7 separate regions of the Homo sapiens genome follow, and regions 1, 2, 3, 4, 5 and 6 are each linked to region 7. A link is a contact called in ENCODE Hi-C or POLR2A ChIA-PET data. All regions are on one chromosome and are shown on one strand. Each heading gives the region's core, a stretch centred on a gene start or an enhancer-like site at or near the end of the contact. The rest is flanking DNA. Distances are from core to core; before and after follow the strand shown.

Region 1 (3,089 bases), core at 369-2,868, 1.7 Mb before region 7:
TGTTCTGAGGAGCAGCCTGGGACACCATAGATGGCAGGAGGAGGATGGAGGTGAAGAGCTGCCTGCTGGACTTAGAGTCCTTGGAGAAGGGAAGAGTAAACATTGAGAACAGGATGTGAGGAAACTAGGGACAGGCTAATCAGAGGAGTAGGTAGAGGCACACCTGGAGCAGCTAAGGCACTGGCTACAGGGTCTATTACTTAAGGCTGGGAGCCTCCTGGGCGGGTCTGGGTTCAGATGACTTCGAGATGCTGCCGGGAGGAAGGGAGAGGAAAGTCTGGACTGTGTCCAACTGAGTAGTTATGTGATCAGCCCAGGCCCACTGTCCCTCACCCCCAGTTCCAGAACCCAATAAGCTTTGAAGACCGGAAGGTTTGTGTTTTGTTTTGTTTTTATAAGTTTGTGGCAGAATTTTGGCAGTGAGACTTGCCCTGTCCAATGGGGGGCTAGTTTTGGTCTTCACTGATCCCTCTGAGTGTGAATTTTCTTACGTTTCTCTGCAGTCTTGTTGATGTCTTTGATTAAGGGCTGCTACTCTGGGTTGTACCAGAATATATGGTGTATGCATCTTACTACGTTTCTAATGTCCAAAAATGCTGAATTCTGAATCATGGCCCCAAGGGTTTTCAGAGAGAAGTTGTGAACCTGTAGGAGCTTTTCTTGGTAAATGGTAGCAAAAACTGTATCAGAGTGAGACATGGTGAACAAAAGCAAAATGCAGTTCCTGTTAAGAGGCTAATGTTCAGGTAGGGAAGGAAATGTGCTGAGTGGTGATGGGAATTGGGGGTCATCATGGGTGGGGGGTAGGGCGTCACCCAGCGGCTGCCCTGGGCCATGGGCTGGGTATAGGCACAGGAAAGTGGTTGTGGGTGTTTCACACTGGTTTGTGCCAGTTCTTGCTCTGCATTGTGTCCGTGGGTTCAGGGATGGGTCTCCTGCGGAAAGGAGGGACTGGGGGCCGCACCCATGCAGAGGAGAGCCGGGTTGGTCAGAGGAAGTAGATTTGGCAAGCTCCACCTCAACTAGAAGACAAAAGCAGGATCTGAGTGGGAGCCTGGGCTTCTTCAGCAAGTGGGCACCAGCCCTGGAGCTGTAGGAGAGGGTCCGATGCGGACAGTGGAGACACTGTGCATTTCTGCAGCTTTTGTAACTTCCCTGTGTTTGCGATGGCTTGTGTCACCCCGCTCTCTTTCCACATACTGATTAGCATTCAGCCCTTCTAAATGACCAGCACTGTCCCAAGAAAGGGCTGTTAGGGGAGAGCGTGGACACACAGTCTCCCAAGTCCCATCTCATTATAGGTACCTGGGCCAGGGTCCCCAGGTGTGGGAGAGTGGAGTCTTGACCAATATGGGGATGAATCAGTTGGCACGAGGCGGGCTGGCCCTGCTCTAGCTCAGTCTGAGATGGTGGAGCGTGGAATCATATGGTGTGTGTTTTAGGCATGTCATTTCCCCGGGCAGGTAAGACATAAATATAGTAAGGTAGGTCTTTTCTAGTAGTATTGAGAGTGTCCTACTGGGGCAAAGATGGAGACTAAATTTCCCTTTTTCTTTAAGAGTCAGTTTCTGTTCAGCCTGAGTTAATATCCCACAGCGGAAGCCTCCTTAGCAAATTTCAAAAAACCCTGCAGTCTCAACTGCCACTTATGCTGAGCACAGGAAATCAAGTTATTTATAGTTGCAGAACGGTGTTTCAGCGAAGTTGATTGGAGAGTTACCTGATTATAGTGAGATTCTTATCCAATCCCTACAGAATTGTGAGACTAAATGTTGGTGCAGCATGTTTGGTCCTCAAAAGGCAATGTCCAAGAGGAACTTCTTATCCCCGAAAAATCAGGCTGTGTGACTCAGCAAAGGAATTGTTTATGACTGGTTACTCATATGCCAGTGCTTCCAGAATATCTGCTCGTATTTAAAGGAGTGATCTTGAAGCCCCAGAGGCCATAATGTTTAGATTACCAACCTCTTCACCAATCAGTAAGTCCATTACATCTCACTACGTGTTAGACATGGGACAGGAGAAGAGGATTTTTATTACCTCACTGTTATTACTGGAGGCCGCCCAAATTTGTTTTTTGTTTTTTTTTTTTAAATAAAGAAGCTTGTTTTCATGGAATGGACTTACTAGAACTTTTATTATTCAGACTACCTAGATAAAATTAAGTAAATTCGTTTCTTTCTCCCAAATTAAATATTTTGACTACATGCAAGATTTAATCATTCAAAATTGCCATGTATTTGATTATAGACCAGTAGTATAATCCCCCTGCCCCAGGCCAGATTCCAAAACAATAAACCAAAACACACACACACCTGGCAACAGAAATTATATGTATTCCGAGACTCATTCATTCATTTTGGAAAGGGCCAGTGTTTCCAGTGGTTTCTCCTTGGGATTGTAACTTTACAACTTTAAAACTAGGTAAGTAGTTTTCCCTTGAATCTAAAGTATAACTACTTTGTAGTAGAGAAGTAATTTATCTTAAATCACTATAATGAAGATTTACTCTTAATTTTAACCAAAATGTTTCATTTATTTGTGTAATGAAGATGATCAAAGCAACGCCACCTGTGATCCTTCTGTCTTTTTTACTGTATGTGGCACGTGGCTGTGTGATTTTCCTAGGGAAAGGAGTGGGCTTTCCCTGTGGGTTGAGAACCTCTGTCCCCCTCCTCTGAAGTTTCCCCAGTTTTTCCTGCTTCTCTGCTAGGTGGGTGCCTTAGCATGCTTGTCTTCTCATCGTGCTTCTAAACTTCTCTGAACCGGATTTATACTCTTAGGTCAGTAGCTGTCAAAGAAGACACTAAGTAGTGAAAGTAGCTAATATTTACCAAACCCCTGCTGCGCCCACCTGGTGTTTTATGTGAAGGTCTTCTCTAACCCTTGCTGTAACCTCATGGGGAGCAGATCGTTTTCTCTCAGTTTTTCAGATAAAGAGGAAACTGAGGCTCAGAAAGGTCAGGGACTTTCCAAGCCCTCACAGCTAGTCAGCAGTGGAGCCAGTTCAGACCCAGGCCTGCTGACTCGGAACTGGTACTGATAACTGTCACCACTGTATGCAATGCTGCAGGCAGGGGCTGGCAGGT
Region 2 (3,194 bases), core at 369-2,868, 1.4 Mb before region 7:
TGACAATAAGGAAGAGGGAAGTGCAGGGCTCCAAGGAAGACACAGAGGGCACCTGCACTGCCCCACCCCACCCCCAGGCTTTGAGGCCTATCAGAAGTTGGTGTCTTAGCTTAGGAAAACTTGAGAGTTAGCCGGGCAAAAAAGGGAGAGACATGGTCCCAAACACAAGAAATAACACAAGTTGTGTTCTTTCTTTTTTCTTTTTTTTCTGGAAACAGTCTTGCTGTGTCACCCAGACTGGAGTGCAGTGTCAGCTCACTGCAACCTCCGCCTCCTGGGTTCAAGCAATTCTCCTGCCTCAGCGTTCCAAATAGCTGGGATTACAAGGGCGCACCACCACGCCCGGCTTTTTTGTATTTTTAGTAGAGATGGGGTTTTGCCATGTTGGCCAGGCTGGTCTTGAACTCCTGACCTCAGGTGATCTGTCTGCCTCGGCCTCCCAAAGTGCTGGGATTACAGGCCTGAGCCACTGCGCCCGGCTGAGTTGTGTTCTTGACCAGTTTTCCTGACTCCATTCCCACCGACTCACTTAGAGCCAAAGCCTTTATTATTATTATGGGGACAGGGTCTGCCCTGTCACCCAAGCTGGAGTGCAGTGGTGCGATCACGGCTCACTGCAGCCTCAACCTCCTGGGCTCAGGTGATCCTCCCATCCCAGCCTCCTGAGTAGCTGGGACTACAGGCGCGCGCCACCACGCGGCTAATTTTTTTTTTCTTTTTTTGTAGCGATGGGGTCTTGCCACCATCAGGAGGCTGGTCTTAAACTCTTGGGCTCATGGGATCCTCCCACTTTGGCCTCCCAAAGTGCTAGGATTACAGGCGTGAGCCACCGGGCCCGCCAGCCTCCTTTAGGAAGAAAACCTGATAGTCACTCCACTGTTAGAAACCTCTCAGTGGGGTTTTTCGAAATGAAAGTCTAACTCCTTGTCTCTTTCTGACCGTTTCCATGCTGAACCTCATCTTTCTAATGGCCCACTCCTCCAGGGGCCTGCCTGACGCCCAGGACGGCCCCTCGTCAATCACACAGGACGCTAATGGGCGCGGGATGAATCTGGGCGCCCAAAAGAGGACAAGTTGAAATGGATTTTTAAGGTACTTTAAACACATTTAAGAGAGAAAAGAAGGAATAAAAGGGACATGACAAGAACAGTGGGGCCTGTGGGCGCAGCACACGGTTTGGGGTTGGTCGTGGCTTGCGTGTCTGACCGCCCGGTCTCCCTCACCGCCTGCACTGCAGGCTGCGGGGGCCTGTCCAGTCCTTTGCACTCCAGGTGCGGCGCTGGACAGCGGGAGCTCCAGCCACGGAGGCCGCTCCTTCAGGGAAGGATAGCCCGGGCTCCTCCGTGCCCCTAAACCCTGCAGACCACGAAGTGAACCCGTGTTGGAACCAGGTGCAAAACCCCCAGCCCTCCGGCGCTCGGGCTCCAGAGCCAACTCGGAATCCCCGCCCCTAACGCTACTCGCCAATCAGCGGCGGTTGCGAAATCCGTGCCCGCCCCCTGGCCGCGCCCTCTGCCAATGAGCGAGGTCCGAGAGGCCCGTCGCCCAGCCCAGTCCCGATCGGCGCACGCCGCTGTTCGCGTGTCTGGTTCCAAATAAAGTTTTTCGCGACTTTGAATTTTTTTTTTAAAGCGCCCGCTGCTGTCTCGGCTGCCGCGGGCGAGAGCGGCCGAGTCCCCGCCCCGCCACTTCCGGTCCCGCCGCCGGGAGCCGGTGCGGCTGTGAGGGGCCGCGTCTCGCAGCAGCCGCCCGGACCGGGCATGGTGTTGGGCGCCGGGCCCGCCTCGCCTGTCTCGGGGAGCCCAGGTGAGGAGCGACCGTGCGGCTCTGCGGCGGGGCGAGGTGCGGCCGCCGGTGCACGGGCTGGCCTGCGGGCCGGGCGGAGGGCGCGGGCGGTGGCGGGGCCGCCTCGGGCCCGCCGGGTTCCTCACGCCGGGGGCCTGGCGGGCGCGGGCACCCGGACGCGAGGCCGAGCGGCGTGAATGGGAAGGGGCCGCGGGCCGCGGGCCGCGAGCCGGGGGTCGGAGGCGGCGTCGGCGGCCGGGGCGCTGGCCTCGCCCGGCAGTGAGTGACCGCGGCGGCGGCGGCGGGGGACGGCCCGCGCCGAGCACCTGGTGTGAACCAGGCCCTGGGCCGAGCGTGGCACAGACCTGGCCGCGCTCACGCCCCACTCGCGGGATCGGCTGCCTGCCTTGTACGGAGGAAGCGGGGCGTCCAGCGCCTGGCCAAGGTCACCGGCCCGACGTGGCCGCAGAAACCGGGACTGGACTCCCGATCGGGGCAGGAGTCGCGCTAGGCCGTGAGGAGCGGGGGAGGTGAGGGGAGTGACAACTCGCGCCCGGTCCTCGTACCTGCAGCGGGAAGAGTAAGTATGGACGCTTACCTACAACTGGGGGCGGCCAGGCTAGTTTGGAAAATTTTTACCACAGCAAAGGAGACGAGGAAGGAAGGGCATCTTGGAACAATTAGTGCAGCAGAGTCTTGGTTCCAGACCTAGTTCTGCTGGTGTGTCATCTTGGGTGTGGCCTTCCCCTCCCTGGGCTCAGTTTCCTCATCTGTCACAGGAGAGAATTGGGTCCCCCCACTCTGCATTCCCGACCGCCTGGAAGTGGGGGCAGGATGGGTTGGAATAGCCAGAGAAAGCTTCTTGGAGGAGGAGATGTTGGGATGTAGGTAGGAATCTTCCCCTTAAGGAAGGGGTAGGATTCGTTTGTGAAGGGAAGGAGGGCATTCTAGACCTGGGTATCAGACTGAATAGAAGCTTCTGGAAATGAACAGGGTGTTGTGAAGGAACAAAGAGGAAACTGGCCTGCCTGGTGCAGAGGAATCCTGGCTGAGGAGTGAGATGAAGGCAAGGGGGAGCATAGAGGTGGGAGAGAGAGAGAGATTGAGAGACAGAATCACACCAAGCTTAGTGCTGTGGGGCTTGAGGACCCCCCACCTGGACATACCTGCCTTTCAGGTAGTAGGCAGTGCAGGAAGGGGCAGGTTTACTGCTGAACGTAAAAGGGGCTGGGCTCCAAAGATGGTCGGTCAACCAGCGTACTCCTGTGCCGAGCAGGAGGTTCCTGGGCACTGGCATTCTGTAGAAGAGTGGGATGTGGACTTTGTTGTGCCCTGATCGGGGCCCCTTTGGCTGGGGAAGTTGAGTGTCCCCTAGTGACCCGCAGTCCCATCCTTTATGCTTGGATTGA
Region 3 (3,044 bases), core at 520-3,019, 1.2 Mb after region 7:
GAGGCACCATGGTGGGAAACAGCTGGGCCTTCCTGCAAAGAGGGGAGAGGCTCTTGGAGGTGCAGGGCTTGCGTTTTCTCAACCCAGACTGCCTCTGAGAACAGGGCAGGGGGTGTGAAGAGCTGATGCCCTGGCCCTCCCCACTGGCTAGCTTTCCGGGGACTAAGGACTAAGGCTGGGCCAGGATTCTGGGGTTCTAGGGGCTCTGCCTCCACACGCCAGTGCCTGTCTGTTGAGTTCACTTCTCTCTAAAATCTCATTTTACACCACGACCCAGTACAAACCACTCAGAAAAATGTTTCATTAAAAGTTCGGCATACTACATGCATGCACTCTAATATTTTCATGTAGTCTATTATTTCTCTAAAAACTAAAATGCTGATCATGACCCACAGAATTGATTTCACAACCCACATTAGTTGTGAATTACAACTTGCTAAGGAGTCAGAACCAACATGTAGAAACCCTCTGTTCTTAGCAAGCACATTCTGGTTACACTGTGGGGGACTAGCACCAAGTCCAGGAGACAGAGGCTGGCCCAGACTAAGTGTGGCAATGAGATGCAGAGACACTTAGGATGAATTGGTTCCCAATCCATTACCTCAATGGAGTGGGAGCATGATGGTTCAAGTAGCAGGCTTTGGAGCAGAAAACCCACCTCAACCATCCTCCAACCGTAAAGGGTGATGATGATTCATGAAACAGTCCAGGAGGAGGAGGGACTTCAGGTTTTGTTTGATTCATTTCAGTGGCCCAACAGTGGCATCAAGGACCTTGGCTCTCCCATCTCCTCTGCTTTCACCCAAGGCTGGCTTCCCCTTATGGCCATGAGAGAACAGAGGAGCCTTCCAAAGTGCTCTCTCCTTCATGGGTTATTAGACACCAAGCTCATTCCCAGAGCAGTCACGGGAGTGTGGCCTTCACTTTTGGCCAGAGACAGAGCCAACTCCTAGAAAGCGGAGGGAGACAGTGTCCCAACCTAATCAATGGCTCCCATGAACGCCAGGGAAAAAAAGGGAATTCCACTCCTCCATCCTAGGAAAGTTGGAGTCCTTCCTTAGGGTGGAGGAAGTGGGAAACAGATGCTGATAAGACCTCCACGGAGGTGATGTCTGGAGCTGCAACCAGGGAAGACCTGGCTGCAGACATATTTGAGTCTTTAGCTCAAGAGTGAACCCCAGGCTGCAATAAAGATCTGACAGTTACCAATGCTAGAAGGCTGATGGACAAAGCAATGACGATAACCCAGAGAGAGACTGTATGCAACTGAAACTTCAATTGCTAAATGTCTGTAGGGCTGTTGAGACAGTTGCTTTTCAGTGTATCCATTGCCTGAAAATTACCAGATGTCAGAAAAATTGAAGGAGTCTTAAATGGCAATTTCATGGACATTAAGTGATATTAAATTTTTTAAAGTTACAATGCTGACCCCAATAAATTACTTAGAAACAGCAAAAGGAATAGTGTGGTCTATGAAGAAGTGATGAAAATAGAAATTAGTTTTATTTTATGAGCCATGTGTTATAATACATAGAAAAAAATGCACCAATTACAAAGCGGGCCACAAAAAGGAATAAACGTAAAGCCGACAACGCAGTCACTAGGGAAAGGGTGAAGACACGGGAACCACGCAGCCCGCCGTCCACGTGCACCGGGTAGCCACGGGGCCCTAGCCGAACGACGCGGACGCGAAGTGGGCGGGCCCGGCCAAGCCACGCCTCCGCGCCAGACGCCGCAGTAGAGCGGGCAGGGCGCTGCGCCCAAGAGCCACAGACGCAAGCCCAGTGCCACAGGCCGCGGGGGCGGGGAGGACGGCGCCCGGGGACAGAGAACATGGGACGCAGAGCGGTCCAAGGCCCCGGCGCCCTGGTGAGGCCCAAACCTCCCGCCATGCCCCGGCCCCAACGAGACCCAAGCCCCCTGTCCCGGCCCAGCGCCCGCGGGGGACCCAAGCCCCAGCCTGGTCCACCTCGGAGGCCTCTAGGACCCGGGGGCGCCCGGCGGCCCGCCCGGCTCCCACAAATAGACTCCTGGGCGGGCGCCTGAGCCCCCAAAATAGATCCTCAGGGCCCAAAAGCAGACTCTTCGGCGGGCGCCATGGGACCGGCAGAAGCTGGGCGCCGCGGGGCCGCCTCGCCCGTACCTCCACCGTTGGTGCGCGTCGCGCCCTCACTCTTCCTCGGGAGCGCGCGAGCCGCGGGCGCGGAGGAGCAGCTGGCGCGCGCGGGAGTCACGCTGTGCGTCAACGTCTCCCGCCAGCAGCCCGGCCCGCGCGCGCCCGGCGTGGCAGAGCTGCGCGTGCCCGTGTTCGACGACCCGGCTGAGGACCTGCTGGCGCACCTGGAGCCCACGTGCGCCGCCATGGAGGCCGCGGTGCGCGCCGGCGGCGCCTGCCTAGTCTACTGCAAGAACGGCCGCAGCCGCTCGGCCGCCGTCTGCACCGCGTACCTCATGCGGCACCGCGGCCTCAGCCTGGCGAAGGCCTTCCAGGTGGGCGGGCCTTTAGGGGGGCGGTGTTTCGAGAGGGGCGTGTCTTCCGGGGACGAGTTTTCCGGGCGGGGCCGGCTTCGGGATTGGGACAGGCACTTCCGGGAGGGGCGGGTCTCTCTCGTGAGGGCGGGCTTAGGGAAGCAGAGAGGCACTTCCGGGTTGGGCGGGGCCCACTCTTACAGCTGGGCCCGCCTTGGCCCCTGCTGGCCATTAGCGCGACTTGGGGTTATTCAGTACACTTCTTGTTTGCAGATGGTGAAGAGCGCTCGCCCGGTAGCAGAACCGAACCCGGGCTTCTGGTCTCAGCTCCAGAAGTATGAGGAGGCCCTCCAGGCCCAGTCCTGCCTGCAGGGAGAGCCCCCAGCCTTAGGGTTGGGCCCTGAGGCTTGAAGCTTGAAGGCCTGCTGCCTGGAGGAAGGATGTCCCTGCACTGATACAGAAGGCTGGTCTTTACCCTTCTTCCTCACTGTCATATCGAGTTTTCCTTTGTGTGTGTGTGTGTGAAACATAGTGCTTTTAATTTTATATTTCCGGCTGAGGTGATGCACAAATTA
Region 4 (3,059 bases), core at 328-2,827, 1.1 Mb before region 7:
GACTGCCCAATCTGAGCCCCTCCAAACAAACAAGGAAACTGAGGCCCAGACTGGGAGCCAGCAGCAGCCAGCTGGCTGACACAGGGCTCCCCCTTCCCACCTGGCACTCCAGTCTCCACAGAAAGCCAGGGCTGCGTTAGTTCTGTACCAATGAATCATACCAAGGCGACAGTGACAGATAACTGCAAACACCCACGGTGCCATCCCCGCGCTGGCACACCACACAGCTTCCACTCAAAAAAAACGGAGTCCCTTTCTTCATTATAGTCATATAGCACACAAAAATCAATTCACCTTGTATTTTAAAACTCAATTTCCAAATAAAGCCTTCAGGTAGAGTCCTGTTTTCTTCTCAGGCACACCCAGCCTGGGACCAGAAGCCCCAGGTGGGGGTAGAGGGTGGGCCAAGAAGTCTAGCAGTCCTGCTGTGCCATATACAGGTGAGAGGCGTCCATGTGGGGCTTTAGCCACCGTGTGGGGTTCTTAACACATTTCCCGGACTTAAGGCCCTTCCTCCCAAATTCCAGCCCACCCAGGATTCAGCACGCAAGTGGAGGCCATCACTGAACCTCTGAAGCTCATCCTGCCCCAGGACGATGGGAAGATCCTGCAGACAGCCTGGGCCTGGGCCTCAGTTTGCTCATCTGTCAGGCTGAGGGGTTACTCTGGGTGATTTTCAGGGTGCCTTCTGGCTCTGTTGTTCTGTATGAATCAGCTTTCCAAACGGGTTCCTTCTGTGTAGGTTACAGAAACCCTGGCAACCAACTCGTCATCCCTTACCCTGGCCTTCCTGAAGGGGGAAGCAGGCCACCTCCCACCCCCTGGTCTATGTCTGGGACTTGGCAGCCAAAGTACATCCCAGAAGGTAGGCGCGACTGCTGCACCAAAGAGTGGACACCCCCATTCCCTTCTATCCAGTCCGGGGAAAGGGAATTAATACAGGGTGGTCCAGGGGAGGCAAAGGGGCGAACATTAGAGGGTCTCCCCGCCCTCAGGTTCCCAGGCCTGGCTTGGCACCGGGACTTCCTTGTCCCTCTGATCACCCATTCCAGGAGACCCGTGGGTGTCCAGGAAAAGCTCCTAGATCAGCGCCCCTCCATGGCCCTTCCCCAGCCCAGGACTTAGCCCTGTGGCCTCAGAAGAGGCAGTCAGCTCCCCGAGGGTCCTCCAGATCCCAGGGCCGGCTGCGCTGACCCTTGGTTTCCTTGGCCTTCCCCATGCGAGGGGAGGGAGGGTTCCCAAAAGAGAATCGCCCACGGAACCGCAGCCCGCGCGCAGTCACTCGGTAGCTCGGTGCCCTACACACGCTGCCTCACCTTTCGGACCTCAGGCTCCTGAGCTGCGAAGCGGGGGTTCGAGTCCCCAACCCTCGGTGTCACCGCAGTTCAAACGAGCGCACCCTGCGCGCGGCTCGACCACTCTCCACCTGGGACAGGGCCAAGGGCACACGCCCCCACGCCGGCGCCGTTTCAAGCCGAGGAGTCCAGCAGCCCAAGGAACTTCCGGCGGCGCCTCCGCTGCCCGAGCCGGCGCTGGGACCCCGACCTGCCCGAGGCCCGCGCGCCGGCGGCGGTTACGTAAGCCGCAGCGGGGCCGCGCCGCGCCACTTACCGCCGGCCGCGCCCGCGTCAGCCCGTCCGCCGGTCCCTCCGCCGACTCGCGGCTCTGTCCGCCCGGCCCCGCGCCCGCCGCCGCCGCCCACAGCTGCACGTATCCCCTCAGCGCCGCCGCCTCCGCCGCGGCCGAGTCGCCGCTGTCACATAGTGGAAAACGTGACCGCGCGCGCCGCGCCCGCCCCCGGCCTCCGCCATTGGCCGCGACTCCGTCTCATCTGCATACATGAGGGGCGGGGCCTACGAACGCCGCGCGCCCATTGGTGGCCGCGCCCGTCGCTCTTTTTACATAAGACGCACATGGAACTCCATGTTCACCTCGTCGGTTCCTCAATGGAGACGCGGCGCGTTCGTGCTACCCGTCGTCCTCCCTAGTGGTCTCATCCACTTCCGGCGTCGGCGCCTTCCATTCACTACGCCCTCAAGCCCGCCAGCTCGGGGAGCGCGGAGTGGCGCGTACCATTGCGGGCGGGGGAGCTGGGCGCGGGGCTCCTGCGCACCTCCGGCCGGCCTGGCAGACCCGGCGCGCCGAAGCCGGACGAGGGAGACCTCCACCTCCGGCCACCGGCCAGAGGCGCGCCCCCAGCGGCCAGGGCCGCGGGAAAGTCCGCGCGGCATGCTTCATTCACGCATTCACATTCATTCATTTACTCATTCACTCACTCATTCATCGCGGGGCCCCGGAGCAGCCCAGGAGAAGGTGGCAGCACCGCCCTGCAGCAGCTCCGGGGGCACGCCCACCCGGGCCTCTGAGGTGCCTGTGGTCGACACTTGTCCCGGCAGCTACCAAGTGACCTTTCTTATTTTTGAGACCACGTGTTGCAATTTTTGGTTCAGGAAATAGAGTCATTGTTACTCTGGGGAGGTACAAAAGAAAGAAATGATGTTGTCCCTGCCCCCAAGCGCATCACTAGGGAGAAAGGACTATCTCATAAAAAGGAAACTTAATCAAATGCTAAATTGGGCGATGTGGGCTATAAATTAACCAGAGCTATCCCCACAGGCTCCGTGAGAAAGGCAGCACTTCCAAGGCGGGTAAGATGGGCCCTGAGAAAGGGACGCCTTACAACGGTGCAAGCCGTAGAGACGCAGGAGCCAGGGGTAGGAGGTTGTCCTGGGAGACAGCGCGGGACCCTGCATCACCTTGTTTCGGTAAGCATTGTGTGGGGCATGTGGAGCCTCTAAACTTCCATTTAAAGTGTCAGGAGAAAGAGTACAATTTCCCCGGGTCTGGGTAGAAGCCTGAGACTTACAGGACAGGAAGGAGCTTTCAGGCTCCCACGCAGCAGGCTCTGAATGTGTAGGCTCTCATGGGGAAGGCGAGACTGTCCAAGAAGCTGGAGCCCGCAGCATCTCTCTTTACTCTTCTTGTTCTTCTTTACCTGGACTCACCTGGGGACCAGGGATGGGACAGAAGGAAAAGTTATGAACCCACATCAGGAATTC
Region 5 (3,382 bases), core at 429-2,928, 1.7 Mb after region 7:
AAAGTTGTGGAAGTTTAATTAGGTTACTGAGAGTTACAAGCCTATCCAGGAGGGAAACTGATGGGACCCTCTGCGGGAGCGGGGAGGACAGCAGGAAAGATGCATCCTTTTTCCCGCTGTGCCTCCTGGGCATCTGAAGTCCACGTGGGCCAGTTTGTCACTGAACAGCATAGGCCCCTGGAGCCTCCCGTGCACTCCACAGCCACAGCCTGGCCTCAAGAAAGAACAGAGTCTGGCTTCACATGACCTTAGATCACTAAATTTTGACTCAGACGTTAACCAGAAATACCTGCACGTCCAGGCCCAAATTTTTAAAATTGTCCTTTGTATCCACTGTGAGCTGCAGACACGGGAACCCAAACCCAGCAGACAGCACCTAATGGTGCCACCGAGTAACCATATTCCCATTGCTAGTTTTGATTCCAGAAGACACAAGTGACCCCACCTCAGACCAAACAGAAGCAAGGACAACTTTGCAGGGAGCATCTCGGCGAACTTCTAGAAGCAACTGTCCCCCTCCCACCAGAACATAAGCTAAGAAGCAAACAGCTCCCATTGCTGTCAGCACAGCTGTACAACAAAAAGGAGAACCAGTTTCAGGATGAGGCCAACAAGGTGAACAGTGCAGTAGAACACAGCAAGGATGTCAGTCCTGGAGGAGGCACCTGCAGAGCCGGGCCCTACCAAGCAGAGTGAAGAAGTCTTTCAGAGGCAAAGCCTCCCAGAGAGGAGTTCAGTACCCAGAAGAGTAGGTGGACGTGGGCCTGGAAGGGCCAAGCATGAGCCCAGAGCCTCCTATGCCTGCCCAAAGTCTTAATTTTATCCCCAAAATGAACTTTTAAGGATTCAATGCTTAGGAGTAACATGGCCAGATATGCATTTTACAAAGATTACTCCAGGGACCATGTCGGTGCAAGGCTGGAAAGCAGGAGAAAGGCTACAGTAATCCAGGCAAGAAATTATAAAGTCTTAAATTAAGGTAGCAGCAGAAAGATGAAGAGAGGGAACCCCTAAGAGAAAAATGGACATCGAATGGTACTGAGATGCGGAAGGTAAGGACGAGAAAGGCCTCAAGACGGCAGCGCAGGCCCCTGCCGTACTCTGGGAAAGAAAAATTAGTGAAAAAATTAAGGCTCAAGTCCAGGTCTTTGCTGTAACCACGAGCGCCGGCGGCGCGCGCCCCCGACCCCGCGGCGCCGGCTGAGCCCGCAGGGACCCACACGCCCAGTGCAGGAGGCTGGCGGGATCCGGGCTGGTTCTCCTGGAGCTCGCCCCGCAGGGCCGGCTGCGGTGAAGAGAGCGCAGGGTCCCGAGGCGACCCGAGGCGCGGGGCCTCGGCGCCCACCGGGCAGGCTACACTGAAGGGCACCCCGAAGACGCTGGGGGCGCGGGGCCCAGGGCCAACGGCCGCAACCCCGCCGCGATTTGGGCACGGAGAGGACGCGGGCTCGGCGGTGCGCGAAGGGCGACGGGCGCAGGGGCGGGAGACCCGGGGTCGGGCTGGTCTAAGAGTCGGGCGGCGGATCCTCCTGGGCCAGGGGCGCGGAGCCGCGCAGGCCCCACAGCCGCCCTGGGGAGATGGCGGAGCCCGGCCCGCTCTCCCGAGCGCAGGTATCTCACCTGGATCAGGCGAGGGTCACGCCAAGCCGGCTACACACCACGGAAAGGAGCCCTTCCGCGCTTTTATCCCACCGACCAATCGCACAGCGACTAGCACCGATTGACAAGCTCCACGGACCAGCCACTTGCGCGTATGGGCGGGACTAAGCTAGCCAGAGTCTAGAAGCCCGCGCTAAGGGTTGCTAGGGACGCACCAAACACCCCTACGGCGCTTCGGAGGAGCCAAAGGAATAATGGGCGCCTCCGCCCCCGGGCCGGGCAGATGCGGTTTCCTCCCGACTCGCGATCAAAATGGGTGAGTAGCGCAGAGCTCGCCTCTTGGAGGCCTCTTTCTGAAGGCGGAGGACGCGGGGCGGCTCGTTCATGGGCCGGGTGGCTCCGCAGGGTAGACGAAGGCTGCAGCGTCCGCACTGGGCTGGGAACGACTTGCAAGGGGAGCCCAGCTGGCGCCCCGGAGCCAGCCAGCTGGCTAGCGGCCCCACCAGCGCAAGTGCCCCGCACCTGCCCGCCTGCTCCGAGCGTCAAGAGAAGGCGGCATTTCGCATGGGTAAAATCCGCGCGGGGACGCCGGGAGAATGTTGTTGCTCTTGCCGTTCGGCCCATTGTACAGACGCAGCCAGCGAGGCTCGCAGAGGTCAGGGATGCACGTAGGACTGGCCCGCACCTTGCAGCCACGGAAAGATCCGCCTGGCCCGCGGCCCCTCCACGCCTCCGAGGTCGAGACAGTGACATAAGTCAACTCTCAAGCCCAGGGCGTCTCTCCACTCTGCCTAGACGTCCACTCCGTCTGCCTGCAGCTACGGCTCTGTGCGTCCCGCTTCGACTCCCTCTGCTTTCCTTCCCAGCTTCTCGCCTCCAGACTGTTCCGGCTCCGCCGCCTGAAATTACCTGCTCTGGGGGAGGCGCGGCGCGCGGCCTCATGACGGAACTACAACTCCCATGAGGCGCTGGGCCCACGCAGGCGCGGCGCGGCTGAAGTCGCCGCGCCGGAATCCCATTGGCAGGGCCGGCTCTGAGGCGGGAGCCCTGATTGGCTGAGGGGTCTGAGGCGACAGATTCCGGAAAGGGGAAGAGCAGCCAACATGGCGGCGGAACGCGGCGCGGGGCAGCAACAGTCGCAGGAGATGATGGAGGGTGAGCGGCCCCTGCGGGCGGCGGCCCAAGGGCCCAGCGGGCGGGGGGAGCTGCGGGCTGGAACTGCTCCGTGCCTGAGAGAAACTCCACGTCCTGCCTCTGGCCGCCGCCGCGCGGCCCCCTGACAGCTGACAGCCGGACCCGGGGGAGCGGGGGAGGCGCTGGACCTCGGGGGAGCCCCGGCCCGGGGGCGGCAGCGGCCGGGAAGGACCCAGAGCTAGGGGGAGAGCGGCGGCGCGAGGCCAGGCCGGGGGTGGGGCTGAATGGGACGCGGTGGCTCCATTCAGTCCAGTTGGAGCCTCGCCCCGAGCCTCTGAGATTGACGGGCGGGGGAGCCTCCTCGGTCAGCTGACGAGGAAACTGAGGCGCTGGGATCTACCAGAGTCTGCTCCTTGGTTCACGTGGTGAGGGTGGAGAAGGGTCTTCTCTTGAAATCGAATGGACTGTTGGGAAGGGGTAACAAGGAACCGGAAGATTGAGTTACACAAGGTGATACCTGTTTTCAAAGCTGTCATAGTTCCAAAAAGTCTGAATTCAACTTTCTTCCTCCTCATTCACTTTGTTGGAAAAAAAAACCACATGCATATATGTATATGTTATACGTACACATGTGTTTATAATTTTCTGC
Region 6 (3,001 bases), core at 146-2,645, 1.3 Mb before region 7:
TGGCTGCATTTGGCAAGAAATGAGCTGCGTTTATAGGGAAGAATGAGAGAGAATGAGTCCAGAAATTTGCAGATTTGCTGTGCTGGAAAAGCCAAGTTATTCTGGACCCCAACAGGACACAAAATAGAGAAAGCCCATGAAAAGCCAATTAAAATTCAACCTCTTGGCAAAGCATGCTTGAAACCGAATTTTGGCTCCAGCCACTACTCGTGTGAACTTGGGCAAGATGCCTTTCTGTATCTTGGATTCCTCATACATAAATACCTACCAGACTGGGTTAATCATCAAGATTAAATTAGTGAACACACGAAAAATACCTAGAACACTGCCTGGCATAGTTCAAGGCTCAATTAAAGGTAGACACTATTATGCCAAAAAAACAAAAAACAACAAAAAAAGTGACGGTAGGATGGCTTCGTGAGGATTTTTGCTCATTTCTACCACTTTCTCAACTGACTTTTCTTAATGGTTGGCGGGACACCAACCATTGGTGGATGTTTACACTTGTGACTGTCTCACAGACAACTCAACATGTCCAAAGCTAAACCCATCATCTTTCCCCCTCCCGTCTTCCCTCTTACCCAGATAAAGGCACTAACATCTTCCCAGTCACTTGTCTAATCCTTGCTTCCTTCCTGTCCCTCATGCCCCAATTCCTATTTAACGGCCTAAACAGATCTTGAATTAATCTTTCCTGCGTTTCCACGCCCACTTAGAGTCCCTCATCTCTGGCCCTATTTTCTCAATGCCCTCCCATCCTCTACTCCAGATCCCCTCAAGTCCATCCTCGATGCGTGACTCTTAACTTCACGCCATCCAGGTCCCCTATGGAGCCGCTCCGACTAACGGACGCGCAGGTCCAGCGGACCTGCTCATCACTGTCCAGGGTGGCCTGCGGGAGACCCCCGGGGCCCTGGCCCTGCTGCCGCGGCCCCGGCACTTCCCCTCGAGGGTTCGCGGGGAACAAGGCCGCGCGGCCCCGGCTCTCCCGGAGTGCACGGTCCCGCGCTCATGCGGCTAGAGGGAGGCACCCGCAGGACTGCCCAGCCGCCTCTGCTCCTCAGGTCCAGCTCGGGCCCCGCCTGCTCTTACGCCGACTAACCGGCCGCGGCCCGATGGCGGCCCTGCCGCAGACAGCAAAGGTCACGGGGCTCCCCCGGAAGTGAAAGTGCGGGGATCCGCCGGCCCAGGAGACGCGGCTTCTAGCGCCCGGTTCCCGGGAAGCTCTGTGACGCGCTAAGCCCCGCCCCCACCCGTCACCTGACCCAGCGCAGCCTCGCCTCCCCGCTGGGGGCTCGGCGGCCCTCTGAAGCGGGTGGATTGGCTGGGGTGCTTCGCTCAGCCAATCCGGACGCGCCCGGGCGTCGCGGCCCCGCCTCCTCCCCGGCGCTCTGGGCCCGTAGCGCTCCGCGGGAAGGAGGCTGGATGCCCGGCAGCAGTGGGGCGGGGATGGAGGCGGCCGTGGCGCCGGGGAGGGATGCGCCGGCACCCGCGGCGAGTCAGCCCAGCGGCTGCGGGAAACACAACTCGCCGGAGAGGTGCGCGCCTTTAGGGCAGGGCTGGGGAGCGGCCGGCGCCTGTCGCCGATTGTCCCGCGCGGGAGGACGAAGGGGGCTCCCGGCCTGTGGCCGCTCTCGCGTGGGGCGTCCCGCGCGGGGATGTCCGCGAGGTCGGCCTAAGTCAGGGATGCGAGCTTCAAGGAGGAGCGGGTGCGAGCTGTGGCCCCGCAAGGGCCCACGGAGAGGTGACTTTGGGGCCGAAACCCGAGTGACTTCCAGGGGTGAGGTTTGCAGGTTCTGGGGAAGCAGAGCCTGCCAGGAAGAGGGCACAGCAGATGCGAAGGGCAGGGGACTTGCCGGAGGTGAACCGGCAGAGCCCCTGAGCCCGGGAAGAACTTTGGGGTTCATTCGGAGCCTTATGGGGCCTCGGAAGTTGATCACGGGGCGATGCAATTTAAGTGTTTTGAAGGAGTCCTTCTGGCTGCTTCCTAGAAAGTAGGGGCGCGGGTAGGCATGGGACGAGAGGAAGCCGGGAAGCCAGTTGGGGATCTTGTAACAACCTAGGAGAGAGATGTGGTGTGCGCCCAGAAACGGATGCGTTGGTAGGAAGCTGGTGCACTGGGGCAGGTGAAAGGGAATCAAGGGTTCTCCCAGACTGCTGGCCCAGCTGCAGGAAACGGGATGGCCACCGCTGAGAAGCGCGGAGACCCGAAGCACGTGGTATCCATACTAGTTAAGTCCGAGAAGAGCAGGAGGCAGGGGTATGCATTTTCTGGTTTGTGTGTCTTCTTTCCAGACCCCTCTTTTTCCTTTTTGTGAGCTCATTCGCTACCCATGCTTAGAATATGAGGGGGTCCAGGCCTAAAGCACACACATTTGGCATTCTACCTTGGTTGGAACAAAGTGAAGGGATCTGGGAAAATATCCCCTAGGGAATCAGTGGAGCGAGATTCCCAAGATTTTTTATTTTTTGGTTATGAAGCTAACAAAGTTGAGCCTGCTCATCCAATACTGATAGCATTTTAAGGAAGCAGCAAATAATGAAGCAAAGGAATGTGTAAAGTATTAATCTGAACAAAATAGATTTGTTCAGCCCAGCAGCAGATTGAAGAGCTACAGTCGCTCAACAAACACTAGCTAGCCTAAGGTACTTTGGATGCTTATTTATAGGAAAGAAAAACAGATATAAGGGCACATGCAAAGTCAAGCCGGGCTGGGGGATTCCTAGGACTATTAATACTAGTACCAGAGTGGTAAAGGATGGCGAGTCAAACTTGTCAAAGCCTTGTACCTATTGAGTGATTTTTTTTTTTTTTTTTAATTGAGATGGAGTCTCACTCTGTCACCCAGGCTGGAGTGCAGTGGTGCAGTCTTGGCTCACTGCAACATCCACTGCCCGGGTTCAAACGATTCTCCTGTCTCAGCCTCCCAAGTAGCTGGGATTACAGGCACGTGCCACCACGTCCAGCTAATTTTATTGTATTTTTAGTAGAGATGGGGTT
Region 7 (3,279 bases), core at 761-3,260:
ACCACCACCTTTCCTGGCTAGGTCCTGAAACCACCACACCAGCCTTCTTTGGACAGTCCCGAAAATAATGCACAGAATTATCAGAAGCAATTAAAACTCCAGGCAACCACGATCATATTACAAAAGAAAAAGTGAAACCAGGTCAAGGTGCAAACCTGCCAGTATCCCCCCAGTCCTGCTGGGCTGGCGCTGGGCCAGGACTGTTTACAGGCTTACTCCCAGGCCTTAACTGCTTCGGTGATTTGTGGGAATAAACAGAAAAGCCTGAACAGAGAAAAACGGGGCGGCAAAGTGACTGCACAGGCCCTTTCCTCCCTCACGGAGAGCAAGCAGAACTGCTCTCAGCAAGCAATTAGGTAGGTCTCTACAGTCATGCAATTAGGATTTAGTGAAGAAAGTCATTAGTTTTAAAATAACTTAAGTTTAATTTCTGCAACGCTTTATTTGAAAACTGTGTCACAGCAGGTCAATTTACAACATGCAATAAAGAAAACACTCATATCAGCTGCCTCAAGTTATTACAAATTTTTGATGTGCATTAAATGAGTACACTGGGTTCCACCCCCGGCCTTTCCAACTGATACGCACGGTCTCCTCCTATAACAGTGTCAAATAATTCAACGCTCAATGTAAATACGAGATAATTTGCTTATGATTCCGTGGTGTGTTTTCGCAACGCCGGCAAACGCGGATCCCACCCCCGAGCGGGACCGGGCCCCGTCTCGGCCTGCTGGCGCCCTGCGGGCTGAGCCGAGCGGGTCCCGGGCAGCCCCCCGCCCTCCCGCGACCCCCCGGGCGCTCGCAGCGGCGACGACAAGCGCGGGGCCGCGGACCCCCGGCAGGGACGTTTTTCTGCAAACTCACAGCATTTGACAAAGTTACATAAACGGCGCCCGGCCGGCCCCGGCGCCCGCCCGCCCCCGCCCTCACTCCCGGCGGCCCGGAGCCCACCTGCTCGGGGGGCGCGGGCCCCGCACCGGGAGACGGCGCCGCTGCCTGCCGTGCCCACCCCCGCGCCCCCGCCCCGGCGGGCGAAGCCGCCTCGCGGCGCGGGTGGAAAGGTCCAGAAGGGGCCGGGCGGCCCTGGGGACCGGCGGGTCCCACGGCGCGCGGCCAGCGCTGGCCCCCGCCTCCCACGGCCGCGCGCGGGGCGGGTGTGGACCGGCGGCGTCCACCTGCCGCGGGCTCCAAGGCCTGCAGGCTGCGCGGGGCGCGGGGCGGGCGGCGGACAATGGCCCGCGGGCGCCGGGCCGGGGCTGCGCTTACCGCGGCGGGCGGCGGCGGCCGGCTCTAGCCCTGCTCCGGCGCTCCGCGCCGCATCTCCTCAGCCTGCGCCGCCACCCGCCGGCGCGCGGGCTCGGGCTCGGGCGGCGACAGCCGGGACGCGGCCACGGCGCCGCCGGGGGCCCAGGCTGGGAGGCTGTTCGGGCGGCGGCGGCGGCGGCGCGGGCGGGTGCGCGGGCTCGGGCTCGGGCTCGGGCGGCGGCGGGGACGGTGCTCCGCGGCGGCGGCCCCACAACCTCCCCTCCTCATTCACAAAAAATTGACCCACGTTGAACCATGATGCTTCTCCCCACTCCAGCGTCGAGCCAGGCGGCGATAGGCCACCCCGCACGCCCGTCAGCCGGCCCGGCCCCGCCCAGCCAGCCGGCGGCTCGCCAACCATTGGCTGCGGCAGCCTTGCGTCACCTCCCCTTGCGGGCCCCGCCCTCCCGCCTGGTTTCTAATGAAGAGCTCGTCAATTACGGCTCGGCCCCGCCTCCCGCCCGCCCGCCCCGGGCGCCTGGCCGGCCTTCCATTGGCCCGCTGAAACCTGCGCACAGCCCGTCTGCTCCCACCCCTCGCCCAGCGGCTGCTCAACCGCGGGGCCGGATGCCCTATGAGCGGCAGAGAGGCTCCACCCCTGCCCGCCTCCCCGCACGCGTCCTGGACCTCATTGGCTGCTGGAGCTGCCAATTCTAGAGGGTGGGGCGTACCAAAAGACGCTCCAGGCGCCAGCCGCTGGGTGCTTCGCGGTTGAGGAGGCGCAGGGACCGGGGGCCAGTAGTGGCCGTAAACACGGGCCCCGGCCGTGTCCGGTCGCACTCGGTAGCCCGCATGGCTGCCTAGCGGTCAGCACCGCATGTCTGCGAGCCTAATTCGCGCTTAGAGGGCACACAATGGGGTGCAGGCTAACGCGGGGAGCCGGCCAGGCCTCGCCGCGGCGTCCATCTTGGATACTGGCAGTGGGTCACGTGGTGCTGCGTGCGCACGGAGGCGCAGGGCGGCCCGGTCACTGAGTGCGCAGGCGCCGTGGGCCTCGCCCTGCCCCGCGGCGGGAACGCGGCCGTGAGGGTGTGGGGTGTAGGTCCGCCAGGCCTGCAACGGCTGCCGAGGGTCGTGGGATGCGCTCGCCGCGTCCCTGCTCAGGCGGAGGGAGCCCGGCCCGCCGCCAGGGTCTCGAGTCCGGGTCCAGGCAGGCGTGGAGGTGGCGGGAACGGCGCACCGCCCGGGTGGGCGTTGTTTTAAGGCCGCAGGGCTTGGGAGGCTTGTGTTGAGTTACAGGTCGGCCCGTAGATCCCCGGAAGCGCCTTTGGTTGCCAGCAGGTGTCGGCGAGGGTCTTCAGTGGCCACCCTCCTGGTGGTGATGTTTCCGTTTCTTTCCAACAGGAGTATGACAACTTTTCAACTTGAGTGCACACACTGTCCCCGGAATCCCGCGTTCCAGGGAGGAAGCGCCTTTGACAGCGCGCGCCGGTTCGTGGGGCCCGACGGCGTGGGCCTGTGGTTGCGGACCTGGCGGAGATGCGCGTTCGCTTCGATTGTAGGCCATTCCTTTTAGGAGCTGAGAAAGGATCCGTTTTTACAGCATTCTCGACCTGTGATTCTTGGTGGGGGAAACTAGTTATGTGGATAAAAATACAGTTAGCAAAATAAAAATGCCAATTTTACATTTCCTTAAATATCTCATTAATAATTAGAAAACTTTGGTCATTGCAAGAAATGCTTAGGCTAAACTTAGAAGGAAAGGAATGGTGAATTAGAGAACTTTAAAACAAGATACAGCTGAAGAAAAGGAGAGCAATTACGGGGTTTTGGAGACTTGGCTGCTGATGGAAACGGTGCACTATCTAATTTTCATGTAGAATGAAACAGGGTCTGTAGCTAGCTAACATCTAGATAAGATTCAGTATCATTTGACAGGATTCTCAAAAACATACAATCACGAGAAAATATTAAAACCTGCCTGTAAGTCTACCAAAGTTAGTTTTTCACGTACAAAGAGAAGTGCCTGCGCAA

The links. A loop is a pair of places that touch in the nucleus more often than their neighbours do. ChIA-PET counts read pairs that join two places held with the same protein, here RNA polymerase II (POLR2A). Pooled maps may share reads with other maps.
Region 1: a map of naive thymus-derived CD4-positive, alpha-beta T cell shows a loop between it and region 7 (13-fold over the local background). The contact joins the enhancer-like site here to the promoter of HDAC4-AS1 in region 7. A Hi-C loop is called at or near these places in 1 of 168 maps with a recorded cell type or tissue (naive thymus-derived CD4-positive, alpha-beta T cell), 4 of 37 single-sample maps with no recorded cell type and 13 of 50 pooled maps. POLR2A ChIA-PET finds 5 or more read pairs at or near these places in 1 of 52 experiments (BJ).
Region 2: a loop to region 7 is called in a map with no recorded cell type, with 8 times the contacts of the local background. The contact joins the promoter of UBE2F-SCLY here to the promoter of HDAC4-AS1 in region 7. A Hi-C loop is called at or near these places in 2 of 37 single-sample maps with no recorded cell type and 8 of 50 pooled maps.
Region 3: a loop to region 7 is called in a map of CD8-positive, alpha-beta T cell, with 9 times the contacts of the local background. The contact joins the promoter of DUSP28 here to the promoter of HDAC4-AS1 in region 7. A Hi-C loop is called at or near these places in 7 of 168 maps with a recorded cell type or tissue (CD4-positive, alpha-beta T cell, CD4-positive, alpha-beta memory T cell, CD8-positive, alpha-beta T cell and 3 more), 14 of 37 single-sample maps with no recorded cell type and 20 of 50 pooled maps. POLR2A ChIA-PET finds 5 or more read pairs at or near these places in 1 of 52 experiments (H1).
Region 4: a pooled map shows a loop between it and region 7 (32-fold over the local background). The contact joins the promoter of PER2 here to the promoter of HDAC4-AS1 in region 7. A Hi-C loop is called at or near these places in 9 of 37 single-sample maps with no recorded cell type and 13 of 50 pooled maps.
Region 5: a loop to region 7 is called in a pooled map, with 37 times the contacts of the local background. The contact joins the promoter of PASK here to the promoter of HDAC4-AS1 in region 7. A Hi-C loop is called at or near these places in 1 of 37 single-sample maps with no recorded cell type and 9 of 50 pooled maps. POLR2A ChIA-PET finds 5 or more read pairs at or near these places in 1 of 52 experiments (H1).
Region 6: a map with no recorded cell type shows a loop between it and region 7 (39-fold over the local background). The contact joins the promoter of SCLY here to the promoter of HDAC4-AS1 in region 7. A Hi-C loop is called at or near these places in 4 of 37 single-sample maps with no recorded cell type and 10 of 50 pooled maps.

Annotation. Positions count from the first base shown.
Region 1 is chr2:237,693,678-237,696,766 of GRCh38, forward strand. The region is part of intron 1 of LRRFIP1 (LRR binding FLII interacting protein 1); the gene reads left to right. Among named protein-coding and RNA genes, the nearest start is that of LRRFIP1, 68 kb to the left of the region's middle. RefSeq lists an enhancer at 905-1,084. Within about 2 kb of position 1,619, at least 23 of the 41 ENCODE cell types and tissues checked have a DNase peak (open chromatin) inside an H3K27ac peak, as active enhancers do.
Region 2 is chr2:237,965,327-237,968,520 of GRCh38, forward strand. UBE2F-SCLY (UBE2F-SCLY readthrough (NMD candidate)) reads left to right here and starts at 1,619. Exons shown (of 19, transcript NR_037904.1): 1 at 1,619-1,806. It overlaps UBE2F (ubiquitin conjugating enzyme E2 F (putative)), which reads left to right and starts at 1,688. Exons shown (of 10, transcript NM_080678.3): 1 at 1,688-1,806. RefSeq lists a cis regulatory region at 1-215 and a silencer at 1,732-1,911.
Region 3 is chr2:240,558,588-240,561,631 of GRCh38, forward strand. DUSP28 (dual specificity phosphatase 28) reads left to right here and starts at 1,770. Exons shown (of 2, transcript NM_001370465.2): 1 at 1,770-2,490; 2 at 2,743-3,044. The coding sequence starts at 2,098. The coding sequence ends at 2,880. It also overlaps a transcript of ANKMY1 not described here. RefSeq lists silencers at 1,619-2,028, 2,209-2,258 and enhancers at 2,355-2,496, 2,529-2,598, 2,629-2,988.
Region 4 is chr2:238,287,033-238,290,091 of GRCh38, forward strand. PER2 (period circadian regulator 2) reads right to left here and starts at 1,578. Exons shown (of 23, transcript NM_022817.3): 1 at 1,317-1,578. It overlaps LOC112268433 (a long non-coding RNA gene), which reads left to right and starts at 837. Exons shown (of 3, transcript XR_002959458.2): 1 at 837-865. RefSeq lists enhancers at 516-1,038, 1,123-2,017 and silencers at 1,566-1,715, 2,056-2,325.
Region 5 is chr2:241,147,794-241,151,175 of GRCh38, forward strand. PASK (PAS domain containing serine/threonine kinase) reads right to left here and starts at 1,679. Exons shown (of 18, transcript NM_015148.4): 1 at 1,621-1,679. It overlaps PPP1R7 (protein phosphatase 1 regulatory subunit 7), which reads left to right and starts at 2,674. Exons shown (of 10, transcript NM_002712.3): 1 at 2,674-2,754. The coding sequence starts at 2,703. RefSeq lists enhancers at 633-792, 2,306-2,465 and silencers at 1,046-1,095, 1,146-1,205, 1,266-1,625, 2,756-3,095.
Region 6 is chr2:238,059,606-238,062,606 of GRCh38, forward strand. It overlaps SCLY (selenocysteine lyase), which reads left to right and starts at 1,396. Exons shown (of 12, transcript NM_016510.7): 1 at 1,396-1,538. The coding sequence starts at 1,450. The region is part of intron 8 of UBE2F-SCLY (UBE2F-SCLY readthrough (NMD candidate)); the gene reads left to right. RefSeq lists silencers at 806-1,015, 1,156-1,605.
Region 7 is chr2:239,399,426-239,402,704 of GRCh38, forward strand. HDAC4-AS1 (HDAC4 antisense RNA 1) reads left to right here and starts at 2,011. Exons shown (of 2, transcript NR_135575.1): 1 at 2,011-2,111; 2 at 2,650-2,932. It overlaps HDAC4 (histone deacetylase 4), which reads right to left and starts at 1,595. Exons shown (of 27, transcript NM_001378414.1): 1 at 1,553-1,595. RefSeq lists silencers at 1,244-1,413, 1,424-1,863, 1,884-2,003, 2,274-2,543 and an enhancer at 2,674-2,803.